Regions from separate parts of the Homo sapiens genome. Here region 2 is linked to region 1. The links are chromatin loops, found by intact Hi-C in ENCODE. Cell type or tissue: mammary epithelial cell. All regions are shown on one strand. Each heading gives the region's core, and the rest is flanking DNA. Links, peaks and the distances in the headings are about the cores only.

Evidence for each region. Hi-C counts contacts between places; a loop is a spot of excess contacts. Peaks named below come from ENCODE experiments on the same cell type or tissue, not always from the same donor. Only the 100,000 strongest peaks of a DNase experiment are listed, where the experiment ranks them.
Region 2: it touches region 1 in a loop (6-fold over the local background); 11 of 110 quality-filtered maps call a loop at or near these places.

What each region holds. Positions count from the first base shown.
Region 1 is chr20:47,188,049-47,193,775 of GRCh38, reverse strand. EYA2 (EYA transcriptional coactivator and phosphatase 2) reads right to left here. Exons shown (of 16, transcript NM_005244.5): 16 at 4,932-5,723. The coding sequence ends at 5,643. Among named protein-coding and RNA genes, the nearest start is that of MIR3616, 24 kb to the right of the region's middle. In mammary epithelial cell, for the core only: no CTCF peak of the experiment used is centred there; a DNase peak (open chromatin) is centred at 2,515; H3K27ac peaks cover 453 bases.
Region 2 is chr20:46,750,295-46,756,021 of GRCh38, reverse strand. No RefSeq gene overlaps it. Among named protein-coding and RNA genes, the nearest start is that of SLC2A10, 44 kb to the right of the region's middle. In mammary epithelial cell, for the core only: a CTCF peak has its summit at 3,204; no DNase peak of the experiment used is centred there.

The sequences.
Region 1 (5,727 bases), core at 1,192-3,691:
GCCTCCCTGGTAGCTTGGGCTATAAGTGCATGCTGTCACACCTGGCTAATTTTTTAAATTATTTGTGGAGACAGGGTCTCACTATGTTGCCCAGGCTGATCTTGAACTCCCGAGCTCAAGTGATCCTTCTGCCTCCGGCTCCCAATGTGTTGGGATTATAGGTGTAAGCCACTGCACTGACATTTTTTTATATTTTATTTTTATTTTTAGAGACAGGGTCTCACTCTGTCATCCAGGCTGGAGTGCAGTGGCATAATCATAAATCACTGCAGCCTGAACTGCTGGGCTTAAGTGAGCCTCCTGCGTCAGCCTCCTGAGTAGCGTGCACTACAGGCGTGTACCACCAGGCCTGGCTAATTTTTTTATTTTTGTTTTTTGTAGAGATGGGGTCTCACTATGTTGCAGTCTGGTATGGAACGCCTGGCCTCAAGCCATCCTCCCACCTTGGCCCCCACAAAGGTCTGGGATTACAGGTGTGAGCCATCATGTCTGGCCTGAGTATTTTTTTATAAGTTTTAAAACCAAATTAGCTGGGTGTGGTGGCTCATGCCTGTAATCCCAGCTACTCCAGAAGTTAAGGTGGGGAGATCGCTTAAGCCCAGGAGTTTGAGGTTACAGTGAGCTATGACTGTGCCACTGCACTCCAGCCTGGGTAACAAGAGTGAGACCCTGTCTAAAAAACAATCAAAACCAGAAAACGCACACACACAAAAATCCCCCAAAACCAAACCAAAACAAAACCAAACACCAAAAACCACCACCAACCAAAAAACAAGAACCAGTTGCATTTTAAAAAATATAAAGTGTTGGCCAGGTGCTGTGGCTCATGCCTGTAATTCCAGCACTTTGGAAGGCTGAGGTGGGCAGATCACCTGAGGTTGGGAGTTCGAGACCAGCCTGGCTAACATGGTGAAACTCTGTCGCTACTAAAAATACAAAATTAGCTGGGCATGGTGGCATGCGCCTGTAATCCCAGCTACTCAGGAGGCTGAGGCAGGAGAATCGCTTGAACCTGGGAGGTGGACATTGTAGTGAGCCGAGATCATGCCATCGCACTCCAGCCTGGGTGACAGAGCAAGACTGTCTCAAAAAAAAAAAAAAAAAAAAAAAAAAGGCTGGGCACGGTGGCTCACATCTGTAATCCCAGCACTTTGGGAGGCTGAGGCGGGTGGATCACGAGGTCAGGAGATCAAGACCATCCTGGCTAACACGGTGAAACCCTGTCTCTACTAAAAAATACAAAAAAATTAGCCGGGCGTGGTGGCAGGCACCTGTAGTCCCAGCTACTCAGGAGGCTGAGGCAGGAGAATGGCACGAACCCGGGAGGCAGAGCTTGCAGTGAGCCGAGATCACACCACTGCACTCCAGCATGGGTGACAGAGCAAGACTCTGTCTCAAAAAAAAAAAAGAAAAAAAAGAAAAAAAAAAAACTAGTAATGCTATTTATTATGTGCTATATCAGTTGGAGCGCTTTTGGCTGCAAGTAACTCAGGAAGAAACAACTCAAAATATTTAAAGGACATTAACTCACATAATACATTTAACCTGATTATCTGTCCTAGGCAGTTATCTTTTAAAAATTAAGCAATGCTTTACTCATGAAAATCTTTGTTGGATTACGTCTTCCACAGCTTCCACTCTAAGAATGTGGATGTTGCCTACAAACGAAGCCAAAGGAGAGGAAACAGAGTCCAGGGATTCAGAGAAATAAATTGAATTTTAAAGATGGGTCTTGAGTTTTGCATTTGAAGGGGTCTGAGGTCACTCATTCTTGAATCTTTTAGTCAAGTGAGCAGATGAATTCTGTTTTGTTTAAGCCATTTTGATAGTGTTTCTGTCATTTGCAATGGAAAAAATCCAAATGGTAGCTCTCTGACTTCTAAATCCCTTGGATATGCAAATTCTTTCATCCTTGAGGTCAACCTGGGCACTTTTGTGGGTCTCTATCCTTCTGCTGGGCTGCTCAGGAAGTTCTGGAGTCAAGGTTGGACTTCTGAGAGTCCAAAAGCTTTTGTATGTGTGTCTTGAATAGTCCTGTTACTCTACTTCTAAGAATGTTCTGGAGAGCAGCAAGACACCGCTGGGGAAACAGTGAAGTCTAGAAGCCTGGGACCATGAAATCCCAGTCATCCATCTATCCATCTATCCACCTAACCACCCATCTGTCCACCTATCATCCATCCATCCACTCATTCACCTATCCATCTATCCATCCATCCATCTACATCCATCCATGCATCCACTCATTCACCCATCCCTCCATCCATCCACCATCCACTAATCCATCCATCCATCCATCTACTATTCACCCATCTCTCCATCCATCCATCCATCCATCCATCCATCCATCCATCCATCCACCACTTATCTACTCATTCACCCATCCAACATTCATTAAGTGGCATATCTGTGCCAGGCTCTGTGATGGGCAATGAGCATACAGAGATGAGAAAAATACTATCCTTACTCAGCAGAAGCTCTGAGTCATCCAGAAGGAATTCAAGTTAAAACACTTACCTTAAAGACTGTGGACTGCTAACTTTTGTCAGAACTAGTCTTTGACATTGACTCATCACAACAAAAAAGTAGTTGATCACCTACGTAGTTTAATTTCAGGGTCAAGGGGAAGATCTGTTTCACCCAAAACCTCCTGTGTGCATGGCTGAAATTCTACTTGTGTTTCTAATGAAATCCTACTAAAAGAAAAAATTTTCTTAATAAGTAATTTACCCTTTGTTGGACCCTAAACAGAATTTTCCCTGACAGCAGGTTTTGATGGTAGCAGGAAGGGAGAGATGGGTAGATCATGATTATAAGTGGGTTCCTGTGTGGCAAGGGTGCTAAAGAATGGGGAGTCAGGGGGATTCAGGAGTATTCACATCACTGACTACCAGTGGATGGTTGGTGACTGGGTGGCTCTACTCTAGTCTCATTATCCACTCCAGCTAGAAGTCAGCTTATCCAGTAAAGCTCCTCCACTCATTCTAGAAGAAACCTAAGCTGACAGATATTAGTGAGGCTGACTCAGGTATTTTAGGCAATGCTAAAGATTCTTCACTTCCATTCCACTCTCTATCCATCTAACCATCACACTTCATTTCCATTTAACTTTCCATCCACCTGCCCATTAAACTGTCCACATATCCATCATAATATTATTATCAACCACCAACAACCATCAATCATTCCATCCATCTACCTGTCCAAACAACCCACTCATTTATCCACTAACTCACCCACCTAACCATCTATCCATATTTCCGTAAAACCACCCAGCCATTCACTCATCCAAACCACCATCTATTCATTCATGTCACCACACAACTACTTGGTTATCGATCTGGTCATCTATCCAATAATCTATCTGTTCGTCCATATACCCATGATTTATCCAACTATCCATCTAGTCATCCCAAGTAGGTATCCATTTATTCATCTATCCATCTTCCAGTCACCCAATTACCCACCCACCTTCCAATTAATCATCTAATCACCTAACCAACCATTCATCTACCCACGTACTCAACTGTTTAACACTCCATTTTATCCATTTGTCCAAATGGCCATTCACCCATATTATCATCCATCTGGCTGTGGTTCCATTCATATTTCCATCCTTCATTCTATGCCATCTATAATGGGATTCTATTTTGTGTCAGGCTCTGTGCTTGATTCTGTGGATATAGAGATGAAACCAACAGTACCTACCCCCTGAGAAGCTCAGGGTCTAGTAAGGGAGTCTATCTGACCCTTAGTGATGCCTTTTTTTTTTTTTTTTTTTTGAGACAGGGTCTTGCTCTGTCACCCAGGCTGGAGTGCAGCAGTGTGAACCTGGCTCACTGCAGCCTCAACCTCCTGGGCTCAAGAGCTCTTCCCACCTCTGCCTCCTGAGTAGTTGTGACTACAGGCGCATGCTATATGCCTAGCTAATTTTTGTATTTTTTGTAAAGACGGGGTTTCACCATGTTGCCCAGGTTGGTCTCAAACTCCTGGGCTCAAGCGACCCACATGCCTTGGCCTCCTAAAGTGTTGGGATTACAGGCATACACCACCATGCCTGGCCGGTGACAGTTTTCTAATCATCAGAGATTCTAGCTCTGAGACTCCAGTGGCAGAGATCTCCATCTCCCATGACATGGGTCAGCTGACTGATAATCCACGATTTTACCAGCATTAATAAGGAAGGAGCCTATATTCCTGCTTAGCATCCAATCAGATAGACCCAGGTCCTGCCTGGTCCACTATGGGTAGTGGCAGTGCTCCAGATGTCTTCAGAACTTCTCCAGATTTCCCTCCTTGCCCCTTAAACTGGATCCTTCACTCATGTCCCATCCACTGGGAAATGAAGTCCTACCATTAGAACGGAAGTCAGTTGCATTTTCCAGCCCGACCCTCAATTCCCCCAATTCTTTGAATAACAGCTCACTGATTTTCTTTCCCTTGGAGGATCAGCTTGTTCAACTTGCTGTTCGTGACAGGATCCAACCCTAAATCCAGCTCCGTGAGTTGCCTAAGCCTCAGATTTGGCCAACGAGTTACAGTCCTGAGGCTTTCGCTGCACCACGGTGAAGAATGTGGTCTCTTTCTGTCTGTGTGGTTTTGCTGAAGGACTCGTAGAGCCGTCTTTGCCACACAGGGAACAGCCTGCCTGAGAATTACGGCCACATGAGAGAAATTCATTTGACCACCCGGATCCAGACAGATACCACCTAAAGTTCCTGGAGACACTTGTCCCTTTGTCCTTCTTCCCCTCCCTTTCTGCCTCCCTCCTTTTCTCCCTCTTCTCCTTCCTCCCTCCCCCCACCCCATTTTTCTTGGCTTAAGCCAGTGTGAGTTGGATTCTATTCTTCTGCAACTGATAAAGTCTTTAAAAAGGACAACACATTTGGAAGCCTCAAGAGTGGTAATAAAGTAACCACATCCTACCCCACTTCAAAATGTAAACGTGGTTTTATTTAATGCCTTTTATCCATCACAAAGCACCCATTCCTTCCCAGCATCCCCCTCTTCCTAGAAAACAAGATGTAGCGTAAGGCACGTGCACTGTCCACATGACGTCAAGTAGGTCTTTAAAAACAAAAATAAGCAATAGTCTTTTCAACAGCTTGAACTGCCTTCCTCTCTAATGTTCAAAGAATGATTGTCCCCACAAAGCACAACTTGGAGAATAGAGTGCTTACATTAGAACTGTGAACCACCCCACATACCAGTTCAAAAAACCAAACCAAACCAACGACTAAGAAACCCAGCCACACAGGTACAAGAGCATAATTCCGGAGTAATGAGACTAGTCCATAAATTAAAAAGAAGACAAGACAAACCCATCCCCTCCTCATCACCAGGCACCCCCCAAATCAGCAATTCCTTGCTTTTGTTCTGTGAGTCTTACAGAAGAGTCTAGACTCCGAGCCAGCCCTTTTCCCCAAAGTCAAATACTCCGAAGCCAATGTTGGGTACTTTCCTTCTCAGAACCCCCATTTGGACTGATGGACGGCTTCTGAGATGGTCACTGGACACGTCGTCTCGGCTGTGGGGCCCCTTCCTGGTGTCCAACATCTGGGTCTCTGGAGTTCTCGGTGGGGAGGTGGGGAAGGCGAGGGGGTCTGAGGGTGAGATGGCAGGTGGAGATGCTGCTGATCCTGCTATAAATACTCCAGCTCCAGGGCGTGCCTCAGTGCCTCCAGGTCTGCGTGGCAGGATATCCGCCAGAAAGGCATGTTGTGCTGA
Region 2 (5,727 bases), core at 2,190-4,689, 440 kb after region 1:
GCCTCACTATCCAGAAGTTGCTTGAAGATATTTTTGGAGATGATGGAACTGTTCTGTGTCTTGATTTTGGTGATGGTTGCATGACTGTGCATTTATCAAAGCTCACAGAACTGTACTCCAAAAAGTGAATGTTACCGTATGTAAATTAAACATAAATTTAAAAAAAGAAAAACAGATATGAACCTTGCTTTTGTGGAAATTACGTTCCAATACATGGAGAGGAAATAAACAAATAGGCAAACAAATATACACTTAGTGAGGTGGGATATGGAGAAAAAAAAGGGACAGAAGAAGTTGGGTGGGGTGGAAATCTAGGTGAGCAATCAGGATGGGCCTCACTGAGGAGGTGACATTTGAGCAGAGGTCAGAAGGAAGCAAAAGAAGGAGCCATGTGGATACCTGGAGAAGATGGTTCCAGGCAGAAGGAAGGAGCTTGCTTGGTGTGTTTAAGGAACAGCAAGGAGGCCACGGCAGCTGGAGCACAGTGGGGAGTGCGGGGAGCTGAAATGGGGCAGAAGGTACCAGGAAGCCAGATCTCCAAGAGCTTTGAAGGCCATGGTAGAGTTTCAGTTCTTGCTCTGAGTGAGTGAGGTGAGAGCTCTGGGAGCCGAGCAGAGGAAGGCAGTGATGTACTTACTTATTTTAGCAATTGATCTGGTGCTGTGTGTGAGGCACAGACTGTCAGGGGTGAGGTGGAGTCAGGGACCAGCAAGGAGGCAGCTGCCACGGCCCAGGCGGGAAGCAATGCAGGCCTGGACCAGTGTGGTAGTGATGGAGGTGATGAGAAGTGGTCTCGCTGTGCATACAATTGAAGGTAGAACCCACAGGTTTTTCAGACCAATTGAAGGTAAGGCTTGTGTGAACGAGAGTTCTCGAGGGTAACTCCAGTATTTGGGGCTCAACTTCTGGAAGAATGGAGCTGTCATGTACAAAGATGGGAAAAGTGGCTGGAGAAACAGATTTGAGGAGAAAACCAGGAGTTCTTTTATTATCCTCAATTTAGCAATGAAGCAGCTCAGGCCCAAAGAGATTGACTCCCTCGTGCAAAGTCACCCAGCCAGTGTGGGATGCAGATGAAACTGGAAACAGGTCTGCCTAACCCCTGAGCTCTGTCCCTTCTGCAGGCTCCTACTCTAGACCAAGAAATGGCTGGGCTCAATGATACTCAAACTGTGGCCCCCTGAGCTTGTTAGAAATGCAAATTCCTGCGTTCCACCCAAGGGGGCATTTGACATGTGCCTGTGTTGTTTGCATGGGCTTTGACTGCAAGTAATCTGTCATCTAAAAGAGGTGAAACTGCAAGTTTCCTAGAAAGTATGTCATATAATCAGAAGTCCTGAATTTGGGCTGGGCGCCGTAGCTCACACTTGTAAAACCAGCACTTTGGGAGGCTGAGGCAAGTGAATCCCTGGAGGTCAGGAGTTCGAGACCAGCCTGGCCAACCTGGTGAAACCCCGTCTCTACTAAAAATACAAAAATTAACTGGGCGTGGTGGTGGGCGCCTGTAATCCCAGCTACTAAGGAGGCTGAGGCAGGAGAATCGCTTGGGCCAGGGAGGCAGAGGCTGCAGTGAGCCGAGATTACACCACTGCACTCCAGCCTGGGTGACAGAGCAAGACTCCATCTCAAAAAAAAAAAAAAAAAGAAAGTAAAGAAAAAGAAATCTTGAATTTGATAATTCCAGGATTAATGGAATTAACCACCAATTGAGCTGGTTAATTTGGCAACTCGATTATGTCAGACACAAAGATGGGGGTCTCTACAATTCCCTTGGTCTTTCCCTTGTGGTCACAAGATGGCTGCTGCAGCTCCAAACGTTCTGACAACATCCAAAGATAAGACCAACAGGAGAGAAGTTTCTCAAGTGTCTCTATCTTATCACACACACACAAAAACTCTGTTTCAGAAGCTCCCAGGAGACATCCACTTGTGTCTCTGTGGCCAGAACCAGGGCATCTGCCTGCCTATAAAGCAATTGCTGGCGGAAAGGAATGACTTAGCCCAATCGCAATGGATGCCCTGGGGCTGGGGCTGAAGCATCTCTCCATTGGGCACATTGTCATCCGCCGTGCATGGAACACATTGGGCACTCTCTTAGCCAAGAAGGGGAGCTGGCTTTCCAGTAGACCAGCAATCTGTCTGCCGCAGCCCTCTGCATATGCTTTTGTGTATTATCTTATGAGTATATGTATAACCTTATCGAATAAGCTTATACCCAAATCACGGAGAAGCACCGCCAGAACTGATAGCAGAAGGGGTCAGAAAGAAATTATTAAGCTTGGGTCCTTCTTTTTCTTTTCTTTTTTTTTTTTTTTTTGACACGGAGTCTCGCTCTGTCACCCAGGCTGGAGTGCAGTGGTGCTATCTCCGCTCACTGCAGCTTCCGCCTCCAGGGTTCAAGCAATTCTCCTGCCTCAGCCTCCTGAGTAGCTGGGATTACAGGCGCGCGCCGCCACGCCCGGCTAATTTGTGTATTTTTAGTAGAGACGGGGTTTCACCATGTTGGCCAGGCTGGTCTCAAACTCCTGACCTCGTGATCCACCCGCCTCAGCCTCCCAAAGTGCTGGGAATACAGGCGTGAGCCACCGCGCCCGGCCAAGCTTGGGTCCTTCTATCAGACCATATAAGTTACTGTTTTAAAATAAATCCCACCATCTCTGCCTGGCACTGTTAGGTTGCCGTGTATATGAGGCAGAGGGGTGAGTTGTAAAATTTAACCTTGTGAGAGTGACTTCAATCTTGGTGATTGTTTGAGGCTTTCTTTTCCTTCTCTCTCTCTCTTCTTTCCAGTTCTTCACTCTAGAAAGTAGTTCGGGCTTCTTTTGATCTCTGAGAGACCCTGCTTAATCTCACGATAGCCCTGCAGGTGGGTTTGATTGTTTCTGCTGCACAGATGAGAACACAGGTCCGGGTGCAGCAGGGGCTCCCCGGGCCAGTCCTCCGGCTCAGCCAGCTCTCTCCTCTAAGGACTTGCAAAGAGTGGACGCTCACCCTGATTCCACTATGGAGCACTCAGGAAGGGAGTCCTGGTATTTCATTGACAAGGCTGGCAGACTGGACCAAGTTGGAACTAAGACTTGCCCTTGTCACCCACACGGGACCCCCAAGACTTTTTCCCCCATCTCCTGTACACACTCAAAATTACAGCCTCCACGAACTGCTATGAAAACACTTTTTAAATAGATGCCTGGCGCGCCCTCGTGTGTCTCCATGGTGTAATAACACCGTAAGGTTTTCAAAACAGCTTAAAAAATAACAATAATGATGGCTGCTGATACAGCTGATACATATTGAGCACTGATGTGCCAAGCAATGTATAAAGAAATGTAAATGCACAGTTTCGGCTTTGATATAAAAATTTTTCTTCTGAAGAAACTATATATGATCATGGTAAAAAAAAAATCACACAGGGCACAAAGGTTTACAGCAAAGTTATCTTCTCCCACTCTGTCCCGCCTGATGTGAATGGTGCACACTAATGTTGGGCAGTGCATAACCTGTCCAACCTTTCACCGTAACACTGATATGGGTCCATGTGCAAATGTATCTGTGAGATACATTCTTAGACTTGGAATTGCATGTGTATGCAGCCCTCTCCAGGGGGCACTTAGTACCACTTTGAATCATTGCACTGGCACTACTTGCATTGGCAGATGTTTTCCCCATTATTTCCTTCACTCGATAAACTACTATTAAGCACCTACTGGATACAGGGCACTTGGTTTCAAGGTTCTCTTTGCTGGTAGCATGAAGGCAGACATGAGTTCAGACCTTACATCCCATTCTCTCAGCAATCCAGTACGAAGAGTTTTTCTTAAGAAATTTAAAAATTAGTCCCAGAATCCAGTATCACTGGCTTTGGTTGGCTTAGCTTTGGCCACGCCCTCATTCCTGAACCAATCATTGTTGCTGGGATGGTGGGGGTGGGGTGCTCTTATTGGTTAACTAGGAGATGGGTGGGGTCCCTGAGGAGCAGATCCGTAAGAGCTATCAGCTTAGAGGCGAATGGAAGTGGATGGCGTCCAAGCAACAGATGCCCGCTTCTGTGACTCCACCCCTTACGGAAAGTCTATGGGACTCTCTGAAATGTATGAGTGATACTGTTAGAAAGCGGCAAGAAAATGAAAAGAAAACGTGGATGTTTTCCATATTTGAGTTGATGCAGGCTGGAGACAACAGCTGCCAGAGCTGCAAGGCAGAACACCCTGAGAAGTGGAACCGGAGGATCCAGGCGCCTGTTGAAGGGATAAATGAGAGCCGTGGCGTGTGGATGGGACTCTTTCTGTCTTCCGTTTGGCTGAAGCTCCAAACGCCAGGAGTAACCCAGTGGGTAGCAAGCACCCTTCCCTCCACCTCTGCAGGAATTGCAAAAAGCAATGGTAAAAAAATTGGTTTGTGATCCTTACCCCAGTGCTCAAGGAGGTTGGAGAAGCTGAAAGAGAGGACTGGTTTTGATATGGTTTGGATTTGTGTCCCCACCCAAATCTCATGTCAAATGGTAATCCCCAGTGTTGGAGGAGGGACTGGTGGGAGGTGATTGGATCATGGGGGCGAATTTCCCCTTGCTGTTCTCGTGATAGTGAGTGAGTTCTCATCAGATCTGATTGCTTAGAAGTGTGTAGTGCTGGCCGGGTGCGGTGGCTCACGCCTGTAATCCCAGCACTTTGGGAGGCCAAGGCGGGCAGATCATGAGATCAGGAGATAGAGACCATCCTGGCCAACATGGTGAAACCCCGTCTCTACTAAAAATATAAAAATTAGCTGGGCGTGGTGGCGTGTGCCTGTAGTCTCAGCTGCTTGGGAGGCTGAGGCAGGAGAATAGCTTGAACCTGGGAGGCGGAGGTTGCAGTGAGCCGAGATCGTGCCACTGCACTCCAGCCTGGCGACAGAGCAAGACTCCATCTCAAAAAAAAAAAAAAAAAAAAAAAAAAGAAGTGTGTAGTGCCTCCCACCTCTCTCTCTTCCTCCTGCCCCAGCCATGTGAACACATTCCTTCTTTCCCTTTGCCTTGCTCCGTGAGTGTAAGTTTCCTGAGGCCTCCTCAGCCATGCTTCCTGTATAGCCTGCAGAACTGTGGGCCAGTTAAACCTCTTTTCTTTGTAAATTACCCAGTCTCAGGTATTTTTTTTAGCAGTGCGAGAACGAAGGGACTAATACAGGTTTGGAGACACGTCTTTGGAGAAACTATTGATACTTGGCGTCCTGTGGCATTTCCTTGCCATTAGCACCTCCAACGTTATGCTGGAGAAAAAGCCGTTCCAACTCTTCACCGAACGCCGAGTCAGAGAGATGTGGGGAAACCACCGAAAGAGCTTGCCCTGTGTCTTCTGGACAGACTAGTGCCAAACCCATGCCTGGAAATGGGTAGAAGTTAGGGACCATGGCCGCTCAGCCTCTGCAGGAAAATGGATTACTGCATCAGGAATGATGACTTTAGAGAAGGCCAAAGGTGTAAGTTTCTTCCAGCAGGTTCTGAACCTCCAGAGGCAGCTGGCCTGGGGTTATTTGGGATTCCCAGTGCAGGACTGCCTGAAAATGTGAGGCGCCCAAATGGGGCTGCTGGACCACAGGATGCCCAGGACCTGCAGGCACACTCAAGAGTGGCCTGCCAGAGGAGACACATTGCCTGCCTCCCAGGAAGCAAATTTGGAGGTTGCCAGTGGGAGAATTGCCAAGAACCGCCATCCCTCCCCTGGGACACACAAGCTAAGGAAAGAAGGAATTGGC